Regions from separate parts of the Homo sapiens genome. Here regions 1 and 3 are each linked to region 2. Evidence: chromatin loops called from intact Hi-C (ENCODE). Cell type or tissue: heart left ventricle. All regions are shown on one strand.

The links. Peaks named below come from ENCODE experiments on the same cell type or tissue, not always from the same donor. Only the 100,000 strongest peaks of a DNase experiment are listed, where the experiment ranks them.
Region 1: a loop joins it to region 2, with 3 times the contacts of the local background. A loop is called at or near these places in 50 of 110 quality-filtered maps.
Region 3: a loop joins it to region 2, with 1.9 times the contacts of the local background. A loop is called at or near these places in 12 of 110 quality-filtered maps.

What each region holds. Positions count from the first base shown.
Region 1 is chr15:68,825,047-68,833,046 of GRCh38, forward strand. No RefSeq gene overlaps it. Among named protein-coding and RNA genes, the nearest start is that of ANP32A, 8.2 kb to the left of the region's middle. RefSeq lists an enhancer at 4,039-4,088. In heart left ventricle, a CTCF peak has its summit at 4,171; no DNase peak of the experiment used is centred here.
Region 2 is chr15:68,727,114-68,735,113 of GRCh38, forward strand. CORO2B (coronin 2B) reads left to right here. Exons shown (of 12, transcript NM_006091.5): 12 at 1-693. Among named protein-coding and RNA genes, the nearest start is that of MIR4312, 71 kb to the right of the region's middle. In heart left ventricle, a CTCF peak has its summit at 3,490 (motif pointing right); a DNase peak (open chromatin) is centred at 4,078; H3K27ac peaks cover 2,886 bases.
Region 3 is chr15:68,780,072-68,788,071 of GRCh38, forward strand. It overlaps ANP32A (acidic nuclear phosphoprotein 32 family member A), which reads right to left. Exons shown (of 7, transcript NM_006305.4): 2 at 7,699-7,848; 3 at 7,342-7,464; 4 at 4,326-4,524; 5 at 2,885-2,982; 6 at 339-402; 7 at 1-71. The coding sequence ends at 10. Among named protein-coding and RNA genes, the nearest start is that of MIR4312, 18 kb to the right of the region's middle. RefSeq lists a silencer at 2,947-2,996 and an enhancer at 7,724-8,000. In heart left ventricle, a CTCF peak has its summit at 3,784 (motif pointing right); DNase peaks (open chromatin) are centred at 1,890, 2,819 and 3,800; H3K27ac peaks cover 1,284 bases.

The sequences.
Region 1 (8,000 bases), 98 kb after region 2:
GGCCGGGCGCGGTGGCTCATGCCTGTAATCCCAGCACTTTGGGAGGCCGAGGTGGGCGGATCACGTGGTCAGGAGATGGAGACCATCCTGGCTAACACGGTGAAACCCCGTCTCTATTAAAAATACAAAAAATTAGCCGGGTGAGGTGGCGCACGCCTGTAGTCCCAGCTACTCGGGAGGCTGAGGCAGGAGAATGGCGTGAACCCGGAAGGCGGAGCTTGCAGTGAGCAGAGATCACTCCATTGCACTCCAGCCTGGGCGACAGAACGAGACTCCGTCTCAAAAAAAAAAAAAAAAAAAAGCCAGGTATGGTGGCTCACGCCTGTAATCCCAGCACTTTGGGAGGCCAAGGCGGGTGGATCACCTGAAGTCAGGAGTTCGAGACCAGCCTGGCCAACATGGTGAAATGCCATCTCTACTAAAAATACAAAAAAAAAAAAAAAAAAAAAAAGCCGGGCTTCGTGGCACGTGCCTATAATCCCAGCTACTCGGGAGGCAGAGGCGGGAGACTTACTTGAACCCGGGAGGCAGAGGTTGCCATGTGCCAAAATCGCACCATTGCACTCCAGCCTGGGCAACAAGAGTGAAACTCCATCTCAAAAAAAAAAAAAAAAAAATCACTTGCACACTTGTTTGGAAGTCTCTAGAAATTTTGTGAATCGGTTTCTTAAATATATTTATTAAAGACAGTTTTGAAGTAGCAATGAGGGAAGTTTGTTTACCATTCATCAGGAAGAAAACCAGAGCTGTAAGCTCTTACTTTTAGTATTAAAATATGGCTGTGAAGGAAAAAAATAAATGCCTTAAAGACAAATAATGGAATGAGGAGCTATAGAACAAAGTGACATAAGGCAATTTTGGTTGAAAAATAGAAATGCAATTAATTTAGATTCCACTAATTTGTTTTAATCCATCTAGAGTTGAGGTTTACCTCTATGAAGAAAAGAATACTAAAATCTATTAAGATATGAGGTAGAGATCAGACTTTTTAAGAACTTTTAATGTTTTTACCATTTGCAAATGGCATTTATAACTTTCGTATACATAGTAAAATTATGTATACAATAATTAAATCCTCTTAGATTCTCTGCTTTGTAATGGCAATTATTATTTGTACCTCTAAGTAATGATCTATTTGTAAAAAATTTTCTACAGCGCCTCTTGAATTAGAGATCAATTTAATGCATTCTGAGAAATTAGTAAATTTTTAACGTATTTCTAGTTGAAATATTGGGTTCTTTCAGGCAAGTATATGTATACCCTAAACTTTCTTTGGAAGTTCTGGATCCTAGCAACTATAATATAAAAACTTTGAATTCATTTGTACATGACGAAATGAGATAGCCACGATAGGTGTTAGAGGACTTTTACCCAGTGGAGGAACATGTTTTACTCTGCTGCATTGGTCTTTTTTTTTTTTTTTTCCTTTCTTTTTGAGACAGGGTCTCACTGCCACCCAGGCTGGAGTGCAGTGATGCGATCATGGCTCACTGCAGCCTTGACCTCTTGGGCTCAAGCAGTCCTCCTGCCTCAGCCTCCCAAGTAACTGGGGCCACAGGCATGCACCACCACACCTGGCTAATTTTTAAATTTTTATAGAGATGAGGTCTCACCATGTTGGCCAGGCTAGTCTCAAGCTCCTGGGCTCAAGCGATCCTCCTGCCTGGGCCTTCCAAAGTGCTGGGATTACAGATATGAGCCGTGGTGCCCAGCCTTGCATTGGTCTTATAACTCAATAATGTACGTGAAATTATTGTATATGCCTTCTTGTATATGAGAATTACCACTTCTACATATATATTGGAGGGCAAGTCAAGTAAGTGTGACAAACATTTTTCACTAGGCTAGGCCAACTCATGTCTGTGTTCATGTTGAGAAGTAATTCTATAGATAAGGCAGAAGAGCAGACAAACTCAGGATACAAGTGTGCAAAGATGTATAACAGACATGTTGATCATTGTATCATAGCATTTTTATAATAGCGAAAGAAAGAAAAGAAAGGGGAAGAGGGAAAATGAAAAAGAAAAAAACAGAAAAGATTCATATGCCCAGGAAAAAAGTCTGGGAGAGTATGTACCAAAAAATGTTTAAAAACTTTGATTACAATGGTTTTGCATGGGTGATGATGTCATAGTGGTTTTTGATTTTGAGGTCTTTTATTTGTCTATATTTAAAAAGTTTTCCATTGATAATTTTTGCAATGAAACAGGTATTTTAATGGAAATTATAGGTGTAGATGATATGTGGAATGTTTATGCTAGTCAGAATTTTTGGTGAAGATAACAGAAATTTACCTTGACCAACACAAGAAAAAGGCAATTTTTATAAGTCTGTCACAGAACCAAAGAACAAGGTCCAGGAAAGAAGAAGCCAGGGAAGCTGGCAATTTGGAGCACAGCCAAGATGGTCCCTGCCCTAGGTAAAGTCTTCAGAGGACCTCACACCTCAGAAGTCATCTCTGCTATGGGCTGTGAATCCCACCATACCTACAATGATCTCAGCATCCTGCCTTTTTGTGTCACTCCCTCGAGGTTCAAAGCCCTTGGCAAGAACATTTGCAGATGCCCCAGCTGTCAGAGAGAAAAGATTATCTTCCTCCTTTAGCTTCCACAGTGGGATGTGTGACCCTGCCTCCTGCCTATTTTAGGACTCTGCCTAAACTAAGTGTTCTGGTGCTAGGTGACCAAAACCAAAAATCCACGAACATGTTCTAACAAAATAATGCTGTGAAGGTTTCCTGATGATCCATGTTACTCCCATAGTATCTCCCCTCTTCCTCCCTACTACTTACCAGCAAGAGACCGTACCACCTATTTAGGATCAATGTAAAGCAGAGCTAATATCTGAAATCCCAGTTTCTTTTCAAATGCTTCCCTTTCCAAATTTGAAGCCAGAAGAAACAATGTATCACTGCTGATGTCAATAAGACTTCCTTGGCTGGGCACCGTGGCTCACACCTGTAATCCCAGCACTTTTTGAGACCGAGGTGGGCAGATCAGTTGAGGTCAGGAGTTCAAGACCAGCCTGGCCAACATGGTGAAACCCCAACTCTACTAAAAATACAAAAGTTAGCTCAGTGTGGGGGCACACGCCTGTAATCCCATCTACTTGGGAGGCTGAGGCAGGAGGATCGCTTGAACCTGGGAAGTGGAGGTTGCAACTAGCCAAGATGGTGCCACTGCACTCCAGCCTGGGTGACAGAGTTAGACTCCGTCTCAAAAAAAAAAAAAAAAAAAAAAAAAAAAAAAAAAAAAAAAAAAGACTCTACCGCAGCAAAACTGGTGATAATCTTAAAATTTGGAAAGGAAATGTCCCTAGTAAAGATATTTGATTTAAATTACAAGGAATTTAGTTCTAAGGGATAATCGACATATTTCATAAATAAATGCAGATATCTCTAGATATCAAATGATAAAAGATCTTGAGCAGTGATGGATTACTGCTAATGGGTTTCTGTCTGCTACTCTGAGCACAGTTCAGGCTCAAGAACTGACATGAAGGGTTTGAGAATTTAGTCAAAATCTGGAAGTAGGCAGGTGGTCACAGGCTAACTAAGAGTTCATAACCGGATGCAGTCGTTGAAGGACAATTGTGAAGAAAAAATGCTGATGGTGAAACGAATGCAAAAACCACAAACACATTGAAGAGGCCTATGTTCCTGGGAACAAAGAGGAAGGTTATCAATGATGTGCTTGTAGAAAACATATTAATACTGGAATATTGTCTTCTTTCCCATCATTTCAGGTCAGTTAGCTTAGATTACTATTCAGCTAGAAAAAACAAATGATACCCTTGCAAGGACTCTGAACAATATTGGAATTCAGCTGTTTTGTTTCTAATAAAACATGGTTTAACTGTTACATGAATAGAAGTTCCTTATAAGTGCCAATTACTTCTTTCCAGAGAAGCAGTGCTAAAGATTCTGTTCATTGGTACACTAAGTGTTCTTCATGACCCAGTGTTTTATTTCCTATAAGTTAGCTTTTTTTCTCAGATGATTTAATGAAAATTATGGCAGTCTGCTCATTGTTCAGCAAAATCCATTTCCTCTTCTCCTTGAACACAAAGCTTGACTATGTTTCCTAGATGGCCCTTGCAGTTAGTTGGGGCCATGTGACTGGGTTCTAGCTTGTTGATTATAAGTGGAAGTGATGCTGCCACTTAAAGGCTTGAAAGTGCCACTGCATACTGACTGAGATGCAGTGGAAGCCCTGTGTTTATGAGGTGGACCCCCTCTCAGGCTGAAATGTCTCTTAAGAGTCATTTCAGCAACCTATTTACTTGCCCACCAAGAGAGAAATTGTGACTAAGAAACTTTTATGGGGCTGTGCCATTATATGCTTGTATCCATTTGTTACTGTAGCCTATGCTAGTAACTAACACAATAATAAAGGTTTTTTTCAGTCTTAGTTTTCTATTCATTTGTAGACCAATTGTAAATGTGAATATTGTATTTCCATTGTATCTTGGCTTACATGTTCAAAGCACCATAAAACAGATAAAAGGATTATATTAACAAGTACTTAATGTAGAAAAGATCAGTGCAAGGGAGTCTATGGAATAACATGCAAATATGTCTCTTTCCCCCAAACTTAGTGCTTGGCTCATAGTAAGTATAAAATAAATGCCTGTTGTTTCATCAATAAGTAGTCCTCCCCTCTCAAGCTGCAGACTGACATTTTAATTGCTCATTGGACATTTCCAAACAGGTATCTTACAGGAACAAACCACATGACATTTCCAAAACGAATCTCTTCCTTGCCAGCCTCTGCCTACTCTGCCTCCACCAAACTACCTTTATCCTTCTGGCTCTCCTGTTTTGATTAATGGTACCCTTGGAATTGTCCTCTGTTGACTCCCATAACCAAATGGTTAACTCGTCCTCTAAATTTCCAACTACCTTTCCTCCTATCAGCCCCACTTTTTCACCACTCTATCCAAGCAAGCTCGCCCCACCCTTTCTCATGTCTAAATTGGCACCGTGTGCTAAGAGTTCCCAGGCTTTGGGTTTTCTCACCAATAACATTTAAAAAAAGGGTTTAGGACCAACATAGAATTCCCAACTTTTAATTTTGCCAGATAAAGACATTCTTTAAAAAACTTATCTTTTATTGTTCTATAGACTATTTTTAAAATGGCAATGTAGGGAGGACTCAGCTTTAGAATATAGGACACTCCTCTACATTGAATTTAATTTTATGAGAATTCACTACCTTGTTCAAGATTGAGTAGTTGGAAACTCTTGTCTAGATCAGCACTGGCCCTGAGGTCTTGATGTGGTTTTGTGGCCAGATGAATGTTTCTGAGTTCCAGTTCCAGTGCTCCTCCGGTCAACAACAGCCTCTCTGGTTCCCTGTGGCCTGCTTTCCCCCACCTGGCATTAAAACTCCCCAAAGAAGGCCTCATACTACCTTCCAGTGTTATCTCTAATTTCCAGGCAAATTAGACCTTCTGTTATTCCTTTTTCTTTTCTATCTTTGACTATGCAGTTCTTGCACCTGTACAGTCTATCCTTTTTTCCCCACCACGCAAAATTCTACCCAAAATTTAAGACCACATTTGATATCATTGCCTCCTTTGAAACCTTTGATGATCCATTTTACCCACACAAACAAGAGCTTTCCTCTCCTTGAACTTGCATAACATGGTAAAGTATAGCACGTGGCTGCTTTCTTCCACATGCTGTGCTTATTTACCTCTCCCACAAAATTACAATAAATCCTTAAAGATAAGAAAAATGTTTGATTCATTTTTATTACCCCTCCATTATTTGAACATTAAATGTTGAATATATATTTAATGACTTAATGAATACTTTAGACATAGTGAACTCCAGACTTTAAAAAGTATCTTTGAAACATTTAAATAACTTTAATCTTCAATGTCAAGTAAATAACAGTAGGGTATTGGGGAAACAGATTGCTAAGTAACTTCTTTATTCTTTCCAAAATGAGGGAAACAAAACTAAATTCCAGTTTCCATGATCATAACACAGAAGCTTTTCTACTATAAACATTGTATTTTAGGCTCCTACCCAGGAATTGTCTTTTATTTTAGGTGGCTAACCAGGAATTGAATTGTCTTAAAAGACAATGTGTAGGAGAAATAGCAATTACAGATCTTCCTAACTCTGATCTAATTTTGTGTACAAGCCATTTTTAGTGAAGGTACTTGGGCACAGCTTTTATTCCTTTAGATTTTGTATTCATCAAAAAGCGAGAAAAAATGGGGTGACAAAACTCATCTATTTCCCTCTTATTTCACTTTTGAAGGAAATCAGAGCACTTGTACTTCCATGTTCTGTCTTTGACCTAAGAAATATTTATTTCTATAGTGTTCTATTAGGAAAATCAATATTGGCCGAGCACCATGGCTCACACCTGTAGTCCCAGCACTTGGCTGAGGCAGGCAGATCACCTGAGGTCAGGAGTTCAAGACCAGCCTGGCCAACATGGTGAAACACTGTCTCGACTAAAAATATAAAAATTAGCTAGGCATGGTGGTGCACACCTGTAATCCCAGCTACTCGGGAGGCTGAGGCAGGAGAATCGCTTGAACCCTGGAGTTGGAGGTTGCAGTGAGCTGAGATCACACCACTGCACTCCAGCCTGGGCGACAAGAGCCAAATGTCTCAAAAAAAATAATATGTAAATTTTAAAGTTTTATTCCACTTATATGAATAATAGAAAAGTCCACAAAGATTAGGTCAAATATATTCTATCTTGTTATTAATCGTTTTTGGGTTTTTTTGTTTTTTGTTTTTTTGAGACGGAGTTTTGCTCTTGTCGCCCAGGCTGGAGTGCAATGGCACGATCTCGGCTCATTGCAACCTCCGCCTCCTGGGTTCAAGCGATTCTCCTGCCTCAGCCTCCTGAGTAGCTGGGATTACAGGTGCCCGCCACCACACCTGGCTAATTTTTGTATTTTTTAGTAGAGATGGGGTTTTGCCATGTTGGCCAGGCTGGTCTCAAACTCCTGACCTCAGGTGATCCACCTGCCTTGGCCTCCCAAAGTGCTAGAATTAGAGACGTGAGCCACCACGCCCGGCCATTTTTTTGCATTTTTTAGTAGAGACGGAGTTTCACCATGTTGGTCAGGCTGGTCTCGAACTTTTAACCTCAGATGATCCACCCACCTTGGCCTCCCAAAATGCTGAGATTACCAGTGTGAGCCACCATGCCCAGCTGTTATTAAGTGTTTTATGGAAGGTATGAAAATAAAAGACAGAACCCTATAAAAATATAGAACTTTTCTTGGCTCTTAGCACTGGCCAGGAAAATACAATTTGTAATCTGAATTTTAGAGCATGTGGTAAGAGGCTTTTTATGTGTAGCTGTGCACTACAACTAGAGATGGGAAAAACATAATGGTTTTTTAAATTTATTCCTTTTAAAAAATAAATTTCTTAACATCCAGTTCTAGTCACGATTGAGTAGCTGGTACTGGACTCACCTTTCTGATGTAAACAACAATAGAAGCTAGACACATTACGTGAAATGACAACATGCGTCACTGGATTATTATCCTTCAGAAAAGGGAAGCACGTGGCCAACCTCACATTCATCCCAGCACAGAGAGATGGAGCCCAAAGAGAGAGCGGCAGTGTCTCTGGGCAGAAGAAACAAAGATCGGAGCTCAGGCCTTCTAACACAGCTGGGTTTGGAGGGCAAGGTCACTTAGAGGCAGGAGCTACAGAAAAGGAGCCCTCAAAAATTGCATTAAAATTTCCCTCAGCTATTCAGCCCACTGTTAAGATCTGTATTTGCAGGGCAAGACTTCAGAATGTCTAGCAGATAATAGTTTTTGGGAGGCTGAGAGCTGAACAGTGATTTCAGAGGCTGCACAATAATGTGGATATGCAAGAGGTTAGGCTCATTCTAATGTAGAATGTGTAAACCTTCGTGGATGTCTAGGTATTCATGGAGACTCTAGAAAGCCCACATCCTAGGATTATGGACCATGAATGACCAGTGTTACACAGTAGGAGTGAGGGCTACATT
Region 2 (8,000 bases):
ATGCTCTGCGTGTGTCTCAGCACCGCTATCTCAGCCACTTTCAGCCTTATGCACGTAGAATGACCACAGCCACTCGCATCCGTATAGCACTTTAAAGTTTCTGCAGTCCTTTGACACATAGGATCTCATGGAGCCTCACGTCTACTCCCTTCTGCAGATGAGGAAACCGAGAGAAGTGGCCCAAGGTCACGCAACTCTGAGATGCCACATTTCATTTGATCTTGTACACATTTTCTTTTATTCCTTCTTTTTTCCTCCTTTCATTTCCCACTACGCACAAAGAGTTTATAAACACTGTTCTCAGAAGAGTCACAGTTTGGGGTGAGATCTGGAAATCAAGAAATGGGTGTCCACTCTTTTCTTTCATTAGCTAGGATCTACTAGATGCATTATACTCCATACCTGCTTTTCCCATGGCCGCCCTACGGAAAATCCCATCCACAGAGGCCAGGGCTACCCAAGCCCCTCCAGGTGAGCTGGGCCTTTCCTTTATGAACCTCCATCCTCCCAGCCAGCTACAGTAGGGCCTCCTCACCCCGTACCCCACAGCTAGACAGTGTCAGCACTCATCTCCTCCTCCCACATTTCTGGAGCTTTTTTTTTTCCTTCCCCATTGACCTTTGTGGTCTTCTGTGATTATTTATGCTGCCTCCCAAGGATAGAATTGAAATAAAATGTTTTCAACTTATCAAACCTGGGCATAGCCATCTCATTTAACCCCAGTGGTTCCTGTTCTTGGTCACCATGGTACCTTGATGGTCAGCTCCCCACCCACAGCTCCTTTGCCTTTCTGGAATGACAACCCACGTCTGTACCTACAGATATAATTTCACACCTTCATTTATCTCAGCACTATTGACATTTGGGGCGAATAATTCTTTGCTGTGGGGGCTGCCCTGTACATTGTAAGATATTTAGCAGTATCCCTGGCTCCACCAATCAGATGCCATAGCAACCCTCATCCAATTGGGACAACCAAAAATGTCCCCAGATATTGCCCAATGTCCCCTGGGGTGTCAGAATCACCTCCCGGTTAAGAACCACTGTTCTACCGCTATTCAATAGATGCTGCCCCGTGTTGGGGTCTGGGTGAGACCAACGCTCTACATTGGAACGGTGCCTTGAAGTTTATCAGGCAGGATTCCACACACTTGACTCATTTGATCTTCATAGCAGCTCTAATTGGTAGGTCCGATTATTCCTGTTTTCAAGAAAAGCAGTCAGGCCCAGAGTGGTGACATGTTCAAGGTCACTCAGCCAGTGTAGTGGGGGAAATACACAGGGACTGGGTCTTATGAGCCAGAGCCAGAGAAGGTCTGTGTTCCCAGTCCCCAGCCAGACTCAGAGCTGGGCAGAGTCTGTTCTGGGAGCGTGGCCGGGGCCCATTCTGAGACCAGGGATGCTAGATATCCTCAGTCTCTCAGTAGTCCAAGGTTGTCTTAAATAAGAGTTGTCAGGCTGCAAAGTGAACAGGCACCCGGCAGTGTGTACACCACAGGAAACTCAGAAGAGCCAGAAGAAAGCAGTGTGGGCCTTAGAAAAGGGGTGAGGAGGAAAGGATAAAGGGCTGCAGAGGAACAGCGGGCAGGACACCGGGAAGGCGTGGTCCAGGCCTGGCCCTACCCTCGACTAGTTGTGCAACATTGAGTAAGGCTTTTTTTCTCCCTGGGCCCCATTTTCTCCATCTATAAAATGAGGGGATGGGACAATTTCTAGGGTCCCTTCCTGGTGTGTCATCCTAGGTTTCGTTACACTAGCAGTTGAGAGGATGGGACAAATCCCCAAGACCACCCATTGTCTAGCACGAGTGATTAAAAAAAAGAAGAAATTTATTGGGAAAAAGGAAGCAAAGAATGACTTCCTACAGGACTTGGGTGCAGAAAATCACTTTTGCTGAGTCTCAGGGAACAGGTGAATGGATAAGGTTATCTGTCTCATATGTACTTCTGTCCCACCTAATCTCCAATTCTGAGCCCAACGGGGCGGCTGTTTATCATTACTTATTATGGTACACTGTCTAAGGTCGGGCTCGAACTTGCTTTCTGTCTCCCCACTAGCCCATTTTCCCAACTGCATTTGTTGAATAACTCATCAATTCCCCATTGGCTGGCTGTGTATCCTTAATTTCTTCATATGTTATATATTCCATGACTAGTCTGTTACGCTGGCCCCTCTGCCCATTACACACTGCGAATTACACTGCCTAGCCCAACACATTGCTTTAATTATCATAATGATGTAGGAGAGTGCCATTCATGGCTCTTTGAACCTGTCCCCACTGCCATGCTCCCTACCAGGTGTCTGCTCCCTTCTTTTCTCCAAGTAAGGATACCTTAAGCTAAACTTCAGACCCTTCTCTTCTACGGAGATGTCCCTAATGCCTTTACCATCAGCAAGAGTATCCTCCTGCACGTGCCTACAACTCTTTATCCTACCCCTGACACCTAATCGAATTTTCAACTCAGTTTAACACATACCAAGTAGCTGCATCTATTTAGGACCAGGTGCTGGGAACCATGACATGAGAAAGAACAAGCCCTGCTCTTGAGGGGCTCCAGCCAGTGGTCTATGTATAGGCATCATATCATCCAGCAGGACCTGGAGCCCTTGGAGGCTGGGATGAGCTTTATCCTAGGCTGGGTTCAGTGTGGAGTGGGCAGTTTGTTCTGGGATTGGACGACTCCTGGGTTGTCTTCCAGCCAGCCTCCTGAGATCCCAAGATGGGCTTGGGCATTTTTAGACTCTCTCCTGGTGCTGGGCAAACATCCCAGACTGCCAGTGGACCGTGCAGAACGTGGCTGCTTCTTCACTGTGGGAAATGACTTCATGTTGAAAACACCCCCACCTCCCGGCCCCCGCCCCCCCAGCCTTCCTGCTTGGAAGGGCTGCCGTGATGGGGGCTGCCTGGAGCAGAGGCACTTACCTCGGCCACAGGAAACATTACCAGATCCTTCTCCTCCCCCTGGTCAGCCTGCACAGGGACTGTAGGGCTATGGTGCAGGGAGGGGAAGAGGCCTGCCTGGAATGTTGGCAGAGGCTCCTCATTCTCTGTGTATGTGTGTTTCCTATTTGGGAACAACCTGCAGCCTGTCTTTCCTTGGAATTTTAATTCAGTAACAAGCACAAATGGGTCAGCCTTACTCAGAGAAAGGTGAGTGTCTAGAGATCGGGTGAGAGTAGTTCTAGCAAGCTCCTGTCCCAGAGCCCCTCCCTTGCATCTGGCTTGTCACACTGCCCAGAATCCCCCCATTAGCACATAGTTTCTTTGGGTTAAGCATTGCCCTTGCCAGAACCATCTCCATGTGCAAATCCCCCTGGGATTGGGATGCTGGTATGAATCGGGAGAATGGATCCAGCGAAGGGGACACGGGAACAATGAAAGACGGTGGGCCTCGAATGAGAGGAGGGAGGTAGGGACACTGAGCAAGGTCACAGTGATGACAGCAAGATTCAAAGACCAGGAGTTTGTAGAAACTTGAATCCAGCCAGCAGGTGGCAGATTCTGGCCTTCCTATCAAGCCCATTTTTTCTAAACTGGGTCCCTTTTGCACCTCCCACTCACTCCAGAATTAATGATCCAACCATAGGCACTGAGGCCTCATGGCAAAGCAGGCGCACACAACAGCCAGGAATCAAAGCACCCCAGGTGGAGAAGGGAGGCTTGAAGGAGGGCAGCCCAGGGACCAACTGTTTCCAAGGCACAGCCAGAGGAGGGCACGCACCTCACCTTCCTCCCTACGGGGCTGTGGAGACCCTGCCTAGTCTTCCTTGAAGCACAGGAAAGAGGCTTGGTCTGGTTGTTCTCACCCCACCCAGGCAGCCTCTGACCTGCTCTGTGATCTTGAGCAGTTTCCCTACAGGAATAGTGACAGGGATGGGGCCCTTTCTGCCTGGAGAGTCTGCGTTTAATGAGGCTTGGGCTGAGGGGGTGGTAGAAGGAAGAGCTGGAAAGTGAAGGGGGGCAAAAAACTAGGGGTGGAGGGACCAGGTGTCCAGGCCAGACATCTGCACTCGGCCAAGTCCGGCCCAGCCCAGCCTGGGGCTCGCTGCTGCAGCCCACGCAGCCTCCAGGAAGCTCCTGATGAGACAAACAGGACCAGTCGTCCAGGGTCTCTGCTTCCCAAGCACGGGAGCAGCCCAGGACACAGAGGAAGAGGCCAAGGCCAGACCCGGGAAGCCCTGAATTTTTGCCCTGGAAGGCTGGACTCCACCCCAGGCCATGAGGAGCTAAGGAAGGGCTTGAATCAGGAGTGGACACCTCCCTCTGGCTACTTCAAGGGAAGGGATTGGAGGGCAACACAAGCCGGGAAACGGTGGGGGCTGGTGGGTTGTCCAGGTAGGAGATAGGAGTGGCCCAGCCTGGGGCAGTAGTTATGGCAGAATTAAGAGAGCTTGCTGAGATAAGGAACTGACCTTGATCCCAGGGGTGGGTGGGAGGAGGGGATAGGGAGGCAACAGGGAAGAGGGAGGAAGAGGCAGGTTAGGAGAACTCAGAAATGGAACCAGAGCTGGGACAGGGATGACCCACCCCCTGCTGTCTAATGGGGCACTCCCCAAAGATAGGGATCGTGTTCTCTAATCCCCTTGTAAACCAACAACAGCAGTGCTGGCCACACCTTTCTTAACGAATGTTCCTTTGGCTACCTGAGAGAGGAAGGGCTGGTCTTAGAAAGCATGTTGGATGCCGGGGCGAGGTGGCTCATGCCTATGATCCCAGTAATCCCAGCACTTTGGGAAGCCAAGGTGGGAGGATTGCTTGAGGCCAGGAGTTCCAGACCAGCCCGGTCAACATAGTGAGACCTCATCTCTATTGGAAGAAAGGAAGGAGAGAGGAAGAAAGAAAAGAGAAAGCTTGTTGGGCTTTTTTAATCACTGAAAGACCTGGCAGGCCCTAGAACTTCTTAGCAGTGTGATTCAAGTGATTCTAAATCCCCCACCCACCAGCCGTCTCCCATTCTAACTTATCCCCCACCGGCCTGAAATTCACATAGCTCTCTGAAAGTCATTTATAATAATGAAATAATGAAAACAGCTTATTTTTCTTTGCCTACTGGAATTTTGAGACAGTTTTCATTCAAAATTATTTTATCAAATATTTATCAAATGCCTTTTCTGCATCGGGTATTGTCCTAGGTGCTAGAATAAGATGTAGTTCTTGGTCTCAGAGAGGTTCCAGTCTGGTTTATAATTAAAATTCATATTCAATGCAGAGAGAAATGTCTGGAAGGACTGAGATAATTAGCAGTGATTATCTTCAGGGTAACAGGATAAGAGAAGAAGGTATTCTTTAATTTTAAAGACATTTTAAATGTATGTAAAGGTTTAGGATTTGCCACGACTGTGTCCCTTGGGATGAAATCTCAAGCTTATTCTGTTCAGTTCACCAGGTATGGGTGCTAGGGCTTTTCCTCCCACATCACCTCTGCCCCTTTGGAGGGCAGTTGGATGGGGTGAGCAGACAGGGCTGGCCAGGTGTCACTTCCATTGTACACTTGACAGGTGGAGTCCTGACCAGAAGGCCCAGCCACCACCACACAGCCCCACAATGCGAGGCATGCCTCACAGGGATCCCAGCACAGTCCACTGTGGCAGCAGATGCTCAGCCTTTCCCTGATCCTCTTGTTGCTGACTCTGCCCTACCTACCTGATCCCTCCTGGTCTGGTCCCACCCACTGATCTCCTCCCACTCCACTCAAGGTGGCCCCAATCCCTAAACTTGCATAGGGCGAGGTACACTGTCTCTTCACCCGTTTTCTTCCCAATCTACCGCTTGTGGCATAAACCTTATGACCTGCTTTCTCTGGCATTGAGCCCTTTCTTCTCTTCAAATCAAAAGCCCTGGCCAGGCACGGTGGCTCACAACTGTAATCCCAACACTGGGAATCCGAGGCAGGAGGATTGCTTAAGCCCAGGAGATCGAAACTAGGCTGGGCAACATAGCAAGACTCCCATATCTACAAAAACATAAAAAATTAGCCAAGTGTGCTGGTGCATGCCTGTTGTCCCAACTACTCAGAAGGCTGAGGCTGGAGGATCCCTTGAGCCCAGGAGGTGGAGACTGCAGTGGACCGTGATTGTGCCACTGCATTCCAGACTAAGCGACACAGCAGGACCAAGAACCTGTCTCAAAAAAAATTAGATAAAAATAAAACCCTTGGCTTTTAAGACTTTACTGTCTCAGCCATGAATTTTTGCAAATCTGTTTAAAAACTCAAAAGCTGGGCACTGACTATTATTTATTTGTGTATTCCAGCTATCAGAATCCTGATCCTCCCTCTAGCAATGAAAACTACTGGCTGAGTGGGAGGAGGTACACCAGGAACTATAGGATCAACTGTGACTACTTCCAAAATCTACCCTCTCCCACTCCCTGCACCACCATGTATATATAAATGGCCAGAGGTATTAAGGCCATATGGAATGGAAGGATTTTAATTAATGATAATATGGAACTGGAGAACAGTGTCCTTTTGCTAATTTTCAATGAACATCTGCTGGACAATGACACTACAGTAGGTGCCAGTGATATAAAACCAACTGAGATATACAAATCACTGGACTTGGGGGCTTGGTTTAGGGAAAGATGCAGACATGCAAATCAGTAATTACAATTCAGTGTTGAGTACTAGATCAGAGCAATCAAGATGCAGAAGACAGAGGACAGAACTCGTGGTGGCAGGTCATCTGAGTTCCTAAAGTGAAAGCAGTTTTCTAACCGAGAAGAGGGAGAACGGCACTGCAGTCAGAGGAAGAGCATGTGCAAAGTGAGAGAAAGGAGGCAGCTGGCATGTGGGGAGAATCCCAAAGGGCTTTGAGTTTCCGAAGCCAACAAGAAGGCTGGCGAGAGGACAGTCAGCAAAGGGCCTTATACTCAGGCTATTTACTTGGAATGTACTTTTTATGCAATGGAAAACCTCAGAAGGTTTTAAAGCATCAGAATGACCGGGTGAAATTTGAAACATTTTTTAATAGTGCACACACAATATTTCTCTCTCTCTTTGTGTGTGTGTGTGTGTGTGTGTGTGTAAGAGAAAGGGAAGGAAAGTGGTGTGTTATATATACAGAGATTCAAAATAAAATATGTTTCTCACTATGGGTTGCAATCAACAAACTTTGAAAGCCACTGGTCTAGAACTTGATAATGGTGCAAAGCAGAGAGTAATTGCCTACAGGATTTCCAGGAGAGAGGATTTAACCCATGTGTGGCTGCCAGGGATGGCTTCCCAGAGGACAGTCGGCCATGGGAACTGGGCCTTAAAGGAGGAAAGGGTGTAGGGGAGGGGAGAGGGAAAAGCATGAGGGAAAGGCATGGCAGAGGGGCCCTAAGAAGTGGCTCCCAAAGCAGTCCTGCTGGATTCCTCCTTAGCAAGAGCCCTGCCTAACAGCCTCAAGATGATTATCTTGCAGAGATAATAGTTCTGTCTCAACACAGAAGAGCATCTACTGACAGCTTATCTTTTCCCCCAGCACTTAGTACAACCTATCTGCCACATAGCTCATGTCACTTTTGACCTTCTGCACCAGGGCACCAAGTTCATTGTCAAAACAGCTGACTTGACTAACAAACAAGGGACATTTTCCATTTTCATAAAGACTACCAAGAAAGAGAAAATGGAATGAGCTGAGATTTGGGTTCAAGTTCTTGCTCAGAAGCTCATTCATCCAGTTGTTGCTAAACTAATTCTAAACCCCACTTTTTTCCATCATAAAATGGGTTAATCAGAACTTCGCAGCCTTCCTCCCAAACTTGCAAGCATTAAATTCAATGAGATCTTGGGTGCATCCTAAGTCACAAGGACTGCCAACTGGTTACCTTTCCCATTGGCCAGAAGGCCCAGTTAATGTTGGAGCTCCCAAAGAATAGGCACAGTTTGGCAACCTTGTCATTGCAGTAGCAAAGAAAAGTTATTATTTTATCAGCTGGTACCAGAGTTCCTTTTAGGGAAGGAAGTGTCTTTGTTTGGGGAAATACCTTGATAGGCCCCTTGGGGGTAAAAGGT
Region 3 (8,000 bases), 53 kb after region 2:
TTATTCCACTTAGTCATCATCTTCTCCCTCATCTTCAGGTTCTCGTTTTCGCTTCTGACCCCTTTCTTCTTCTGGAAAAGTAAGAAAGCGGCATTTAGATTAGTTATTAATCCCACCTCTTTAACTCAACCCACCCAGTGAGAAGTCAGGGGACCCATGACTAGCAAGCTGTGCCATCCTTGGAAACCGAGGCAAGACATCTGCACAGCTGGAAGGGGAATCTGAGGCCTCTGACAGGAGTGTCCTGCCCACTGCCAGGGGCCTCTGAGTCTAAGCAATCTAAGGCCAAAGTGAAAGGGCCAGGCTGCTACCAGCTGAGAGTAAAAAGGCTGCCATACCACCAAGCTCTTCTTCATCTTCCTCGTCATCTACCTCTCCATCGTTATAACCTTCTTCATCCTCCTAGGAGAAAGGACAGACACCAGAACATTAGAAATGCCCTGCCTTGGGACATGCTGAGGAAGCCACACAGAGCACAAAAAGGCCGGGGTCACCCCCAGCCTCTCAGAGCCCCCACCAAGACTTGACATCTCGGGAGGAATGTAAAGCAGAGGTTCTTAATTTATTTCAGATCAAGGACTCATTGGGAAATCTGCAGAAAGCTTTGAACTCCTTCTCCAGAAAATGTCCGTATCATTTATAATATTTGCAAGCAGTTTCAGGGGGTTATGGATTCCAGGACCCAGGTTAAGAACTCTGATCTGAAGTCCCTGTAAGGCAGGCAGCTCTCCAGTCTGCACATTCTCTGAGGAGAACAAGTTCCCGAGCAGACTCCCTGACGTGCAAAGTAGGCCATCCTTTCTTGCATCTGTCCTCAATCTAGTTTTGGCTTCAAGAGAAGACCCCAGTTTAAGCAAATCCAGATTCTGTGGGCAAGTTCAACGTCACCTGACCCAGCCCCTTCCCTAGCTTGCAAACTTGGACCACCTGGAAGGGTTGGGGAAGATAAATTCAAGACCCCCTGAGGACATCATTCCCAACCGGCTTGAGATTCAGCAAGGTGTATGACTTTCTTTCTCAACACAGGGCCCTTGCTTTCCTCTGCTCCTGAAAGTATATGCAAGTTGAATCTCTGCTTGTTAAACCTGGTTCCTGAAGTTTAAAAGAACTTGGTGACAGACTTCTTTTTTGTCAAGGGAAACATTCTTTTAAAATGTCACCAAAGAGTTCCCTCATCAGTCTGTTTGCTAAGGTTCTGGTTTTTTTTTGCATGTATAAGCTCTCCTTTACTGAAAGCTGGAAATATGCAGATGGTCAGTGAGATTATTTAAAAAACAAAAAACAAAAAACAAAATCCACAACCCTCCCCCATCCCCACCCCCCCAAACCTCACATGCAGCACTCCTGTGACAGGAAGAGGAAGATGTAACAGCTATTAGCCAATACAACTTACTGCCCTGTTCTAGGGGAACCTGTTTTACTAAGACTTTATTTTTAAAATACAATATTCTTTAGAGATGAGCCTAAGAGTCTAGACCTAGGGAGAAGGCAAAGCCAGCAGCACAACTAAACAGAAACCAAGCTCATCTGGCCAGCTTTTTTTTTTTTTTTTAACTGAGTCTCGCTCTATTGCCCAGGCTGGAATGCAGCGGTGCCATCTCGGCTCACTGCAACCTCTGCCTCCCAGGTTCAAGCGATTCGCGTGCCCCAGCCTCCTGTGTAGCTGGAATTATAGGCATCCATCAACATGCCTGGCTAATTTTTATATTTTTAGTAGAGATGGAGTCTCGCCATGTTGCCTAGGCTGGTCTCGATCTCCTGACCTCAAGTGATCCGCCCGCCTCGGCCTCCCAAAGTGCTAGGATTACAGGCGTGAGCCACCGCGCCTGGCCTCCGCGATTCTATTGTCATTGGCCTGTGTCTCTCAAGCCTGGGCCGGCTGGCTGGAACTGGAAGACACTATCTGAGTGAGTCCGTGTGGCAAGCGGATGTGTCTGCATCCTCCATTGAGGGAGACAGGAAACTGCGGGGGGAGTTGGGAGGGGACACAGGCGCCTTGTCCATGCTATTGTCACTTTAAAACTCTCTAGTTCTAACTTTTGCAATTAGCAAGAGTTGATTTAGAATTCTGAGCAAGTCATAGAAAATGACTCTGCTACAGAGAGACTCAGAACACACAAACACAAAACCCAACACAGTGCCAGGAACCTGGAGGAGGGTGTGAACGCCTACAATAAGCAGTCAGACACTTACCCCTTGTCAGACACTGTCCTTAAGCATTTTACTTACACTTCACTTTATCCTCTTAACAACCCTGTGAGAAAGCTATCATGATCCCTATTTTACAGATGAAGAAATAGGCTCAGAAAGGTCAGGTAAATTGTCTGGGGACACACAGCTTGCGAGTGGTAGAGCTGGGACTCACCCCCTCACAGATCTTGTTAAAAAACTGGGAACCAGCCAATCTCTTTAGGAAAATGGCCAACTCCTGGTGCTCTATTTCCATAGTGTCACTCTCTGATTTGGGATCCAGCAGTGTTATCCTGCTACCTATCAGTTCAAGGCAGACTTTGGTTTTCCCTAGCACAGTTTAAGTGCTCAATGAATATCTTAATTAGCATATGAAAGCAAAAAGCAGAAAATGGGGCCATGCATTCTGTACTTCTTCACATAGAAACAACGGCCAGGCTTACCCCAGCAGGTTCAGTCCCTGCCTCTAAAATCCTCTTCCCCTCTTCTAATCCAGCCTCCCCAGAGCTTACTGCAAGTCTTGTCTCCCCAGAAACAGCCCAGTGAAAGGCTCTGAAATGGACTCACTTCACTACCCATCGGGGAGCGACTTTCCTAACCAGGGCTCCGGGGCTGCCAAGACTGATCACAGAGGCAGTCAGTGGGACTGCCTCAAAGGGGCAGACGGTGGCCCTGCCCAGCCCAGCCTCCTTACCTCCTCCTCTCCACTCACGTCCTCCTCTTCACCTTCCTCCTCCTCATCCTCGTCCTCCTCGTCTTCCACTACCTGAGCATCTTCATCATACTCCTCCTCTGTGCAATCGAAATGGGGAACGGAAACAGAACTAGTGGTGAGCTGGCTCCGCCCCCCACACAGCACAGGCCCCTTGTAGCGTCTTCAGTGTGGGGCTCATGACCCTCCCACACCCACCTAAGTCCAAAGATGGAACACACTAACTCTCATGAAAACAGTGCTGACATAATTAAACACATCCTGAAGTTGTGCCAAAGATAAGCCCCCCTCACAAGTGTTATGCATGTGAAAGGCCCCTTCTGGAGGCCTCTCACACCGAGACCACCAGGAAATTGTCAGAGCACAGCAACAGGTTCCAGGGCCCGGGAAAGCGGCAAGATCAAATCAAACTCCTCAGGTTAAAGGTGAGAGATCTGAGGCACAGAGAGAACTGACTTGTTCAAGGTCACGCATCGAGTCACTAGTTGAGCTGGGCCTAGGGGACCTGGTCCCGGGACTGCCAGTTTTGGCTCCTTTCTGCCATATCACAAGATCCCCACCAAGGCAAACATGGTCTCTGAGTATCTTGCAAAACACTCCCAATTGAACAAAGAAAACCAAAATCCTGTATCTGAATTAATTAATCAGGCAAGTGTCTCCATTCTCAACTTTATCTGGCCACGAAGATGCATGGGAAAGCTGCACTGTGCTGGTGGCAAGGGAGAAGGGGAGGGAACAGGACTCCCTTCTTTTCCCTCCTTCCTTCCTGTAGGCCTCGACTACACACCACACTGCCAGGGAACCCAACAAGTGGCCTGCAGTCCTCCACTTCTGAGCACCTGGGGCTCCTGAGCACCTGAGCCTGTGCCCCTAGGTGTGGGGCTGTAGGCTGCAACCACCAGGGGGCCCCACAACCCCTCTAGCTCTGGACCTCCTCTCCACTACTGAATACCTAGATGGGAAAGAGGGGTCCTCAGGCCACACACTCTTCTCTCTCTATCCCCTCCCTCCCTCCCTGGGAGAGTGTCTAAGTGCGGGTCACACTACAGAAAGACTGTAGAATCCCACTCCCTGGGGGCTTTGGAAAAGGGACAAAAATTGAAGTGGGGATTCAGTTGGATGGTTTTAAAGGAGTTATTATGCAGTTGGAGAATCTCAGGATATTTCCATGAGCATGGGACTCATGCTTTGTTCTTTTAGGGAAGTCAACCAATGAGACAGATTAGGGACTATGGAAAACAAAGCAGACAGCCCTACTCCCCTCCATAGCTTTGGAAGGTGGTAGCTACCAGACAGACAGCCAGCCTTCAGTAGCTGGGTGGGGGCCTCCCAACACCCAGCCCACCCACCTCTGCAAAGCCAAGGACGAGCCCCAAGGCCTCAGCTGGGCCCCTGCAGCCCTGGGCCGCACCCTGTCACCCACCATCCTCATCCTCCTCCTCATCATCCAGGCCCTCCACGTAGCCCTCAGCATCCGAGTCAGGGGCCTCCTTGTCGTCCCGGTCATAGCCGTCGAGATATGTGAGTTGCGGGAGGAGCTTGAACACATTTTCTCGGTAGTCGTTCAGGTTGGTTACCTCGCAATTGAAAAGGTCTAAGCTCTTGAGGTTTTCTAACTTTTTCTGCAAGCGGAAAAATGAAGCCAACAGTAAGTGATTTGTGGGAGGAAGGTGGAGGAACAGCCCTAGCAAACAGGCAAGGATGCCATGAGATAGCATGCGCAGACCATGACTTCCAGGTGATAAGGAAGCTTGGATTTGGCTCTGCTTAGCCACAGTGTTTGCCCAGACATATCACCTGCAGTTTGTGGGCCTCGGCGTCTCCATCTGGAAAATGGGGGGTTGGACTGGAGGATCTTTGAAGCCTTATCCAATGTTAACACTTTTATTCTGCAATTACAGCTTCTGTCTTAACAGTGATTGACTTGAAATTAGCCTGGGGCTTTCTTGGTGCATGAGCCAAGAGGTTTACTGCCTCTCCCTGAGACTAAGGAGCCAGAGGGAAACCAAAAGTCAACTTGAACTAACAAACTAACTCCTTCTGCATCTGATAATGATGATGATAAGGGCGGTTAACATGGCACTTCATGTACTGAGTCACTTTATCTCACAACCCCTGTAAGGTAGAAATAATTATTAGTTAATTTCACATATGTGGAAATGGAGGGCACAGGATTTGGTAATTCATCAGGCAGCCCAACTTCAGACCTGTGCTCTTACTCTTTGAATATTGCCTGTCAAAAAAGGACAAGAGAAAAAGCAATGGAGGACCCCAATTCTGTCCATGGTATTTGACACGATGTGCTCTGTCAAAGCTTTACACCAGACGGGTTCTAGCCAATGTTATCCCTGTTTGATGGTAGAGGAAACTGAGGCCCAGGAAGTGAAGGGTCATACTGCTTGCAAGTAACTGAGCTACATTTTGACTTCCCACCTCACCCACCTTTGAGGCACCAGGTACAAAAAAATCCCATCCCAGGCTGAGTCCCCATTCCAAAGGTGGCCAGGTCTAACAAGGGAGTGAAACCATTGCTCCTTGGAGTCAATGTCGGGAGCTAGGTTGCTCTCTCTATGACCTTGCAGTTGAGACCTGGGTCATTCTCAGCAGAAGCCAAGGGCAGGGAGGAAGTCTTGACAGTGGTCTGTGTGGGCAAGCCCAGCACCTGCTACCAAAAGCAGCTTCCCGCCCCAGGACGGTAAGGCAACACACACTGACAAGCAGGGGCGGAGAAAGCACTGAGACACGTGTGATCTGGGCAGGGGGCAGTGGAGAGTGTGAACATGAACGTGCCTGAGTGCCTGACCCCTAATGGTGACTGAATCACAATGTTTTACAAGGATTTTATATACTCAATCCCCATACCTCACCCATATACAGAACTTCAAAGACTTTTTCCTTTTGTAATGACATTATAAAATCAAGACTTCCAGACAGATCAAAATAGTTTGGCTTTTTCCTAGGAGACCAGTGAAAGGCCTGAAAAGAAGTTCTGTGGGAAGCACATTCTACTAGTTGGCCCCAATGCCATCGATGGACAGGTAAAGAGCTTGGAAAAGAAATGCCAGTGTCCTCTTCTGCCACACTGGCCACCAGCAAGTCCCGTGAGCATCCATGGAGAGCAAGGAGTGCCTTTTGGGACAGAAACCCTGAAAACTCCAGCCCAATCTGAGGGATACCCAACCTCCCCTATAAACCCAGAAGGGAAATTTGGCAAACGTGGCCAATTGTCCTCCTGGCCTTTCCCTGATTCTAAGATGCCTGAGGTGCTGCTGCTGCTGCTTTTTTTTTTTTTTTTTTTTTTTTGGAGACAGAGTCTCACTCTGTCACCCAGGCTGGAGTGCAGTGACGCGATCTCAGCTCATTGCAACCTCTGCCTTCCAGGTTCAAGAGATTCTCCTGCCTCGGCCTCCCGAGTGGCTGGGACTACAGGCGTGTGCCACCACGCCGGGCTAATTTTTGTATTTTTAGTACAGATGGGGTGTCACCATGTTGGCCAGGCTGGTCTCAAACTCTTGACCTCAGGTGATCCACCTGCCTTGCCCTCTCAAAGTGCTGGGATTAAAGGTGTGAGATACCACGCCCGGCCTTATGAGGTGACTCTTATATGTATATTCACAACAGGTGTATTTACTTCATGTGGTAGTATTTCCTATTCCAAAAGAGTTGTTTTCAGTGACACATCTTACAGCTGATTTCCTTAAAATCAAAGGAATACAGCGAATCAGATCCTGGTAATTATAGAAAGTGTTGTTCTGAACATGACCTGCCCCTTTCTGGCTGGTAAATCAGTGAAGCTTAGGGGATGTCTATCTCTACAAGGATGAGCAGAGGAGCCAGAAATGCTACCCAGGCCCCTGAGAGCCTGTTCACTATCGCAACAAGGACTGGTGACCAGGGGTCACTCTTCTCCACACCACGTTGAGGAAGGCCTGCCTGCACGAGGCTCTCACACCACACGGCTCTCAGTCATTCCAGGGTTCTATGTCAGGACTGACTCATTTCTCACAGTTCAGGGGCCAGCGACCCAAGGAGAAAACTGGAGTCCACCTCCAGGGCCAGTTTAATTCTTGGATTGCTCCTCCCTTCCCAAAAAGGGGCAACAAGCCATGCCCTGAACCTGAAGACATTACAGCTCAGGTTTCCAAAGCTGAGCAGAAACTGAGTGGAAAAGCAGGAGACCAGAAATTGAAACTAGGGTTCTACGCTACCCGTACAATAGCTGCCCATTCTGTCTGTGACCTTGGTCAAGGTATTTAACTTCTCTGGGCCTCAGTTTCTCTATGGACTCAGCAGAAACAATAGCTCAATTCTATCTCATAGCACATCATGAGAGTCAAAAAAATTAAGTGGGAAAAGGACAAATGCAAAAGTAGTATTTGCTGATGCCAATTCCTCCCACCTCCTACCCCTGCAGGGAGGGGAGGGTCCGAATGACTTACCAGTGGCTCTATTGTGCTGAGGTCTTTAATTTTGTTGCCACTTAAATTTAGATGCGTGAGGTTCGGACACTTTTCTGCCAATACTTCCAGGCCCCCTGAGACTCTGTTATCGCTTAGTTCAAGCTAAATAAGGCAGGGAAAGAAAAAGCAGAAACAGCTTTTAAAATGAAGGCTACCGGCTCAGAGCTGCCCGGCTTTCCCCAGACGGGCAAGAAGGGAAAGCAGTCTCAGGCAATTGTCTGGCATGTTGGTGCAAGCACCCGGCTTTCCCTTCAATTACTCTTTCTAAACATAGGTAATAACCCTTCCCACTCCCCACCCCCGCCTCCCAGCACACACAGACTCCACTCTATTTACCTTCTTAAGTTTGTTTAACTTTGGTAAGTTTGCGATTGAGGTGAGGCCTACGTTGATTGTACTTAAGAATTCCAGTTCTTCAAATTCATCTGTGAGGCCTTCGAGTTTGCCTTCATTCGACCGACTGTTGTCCAGGACAAGTTCTTTCACCTGAAAGAAGGCCCGACCGTGTGAGCGGGGCTGAGGAATGGGGCTGAAGCAGGGGGAGGGTGTTAGAGGACTCCTCAGAGAACAGGGAGACAGACGCAGGAAGCAGTCAGTCACTCCGTCACTTCTTCTAGCTTTCCGGATCACTGTGCTGC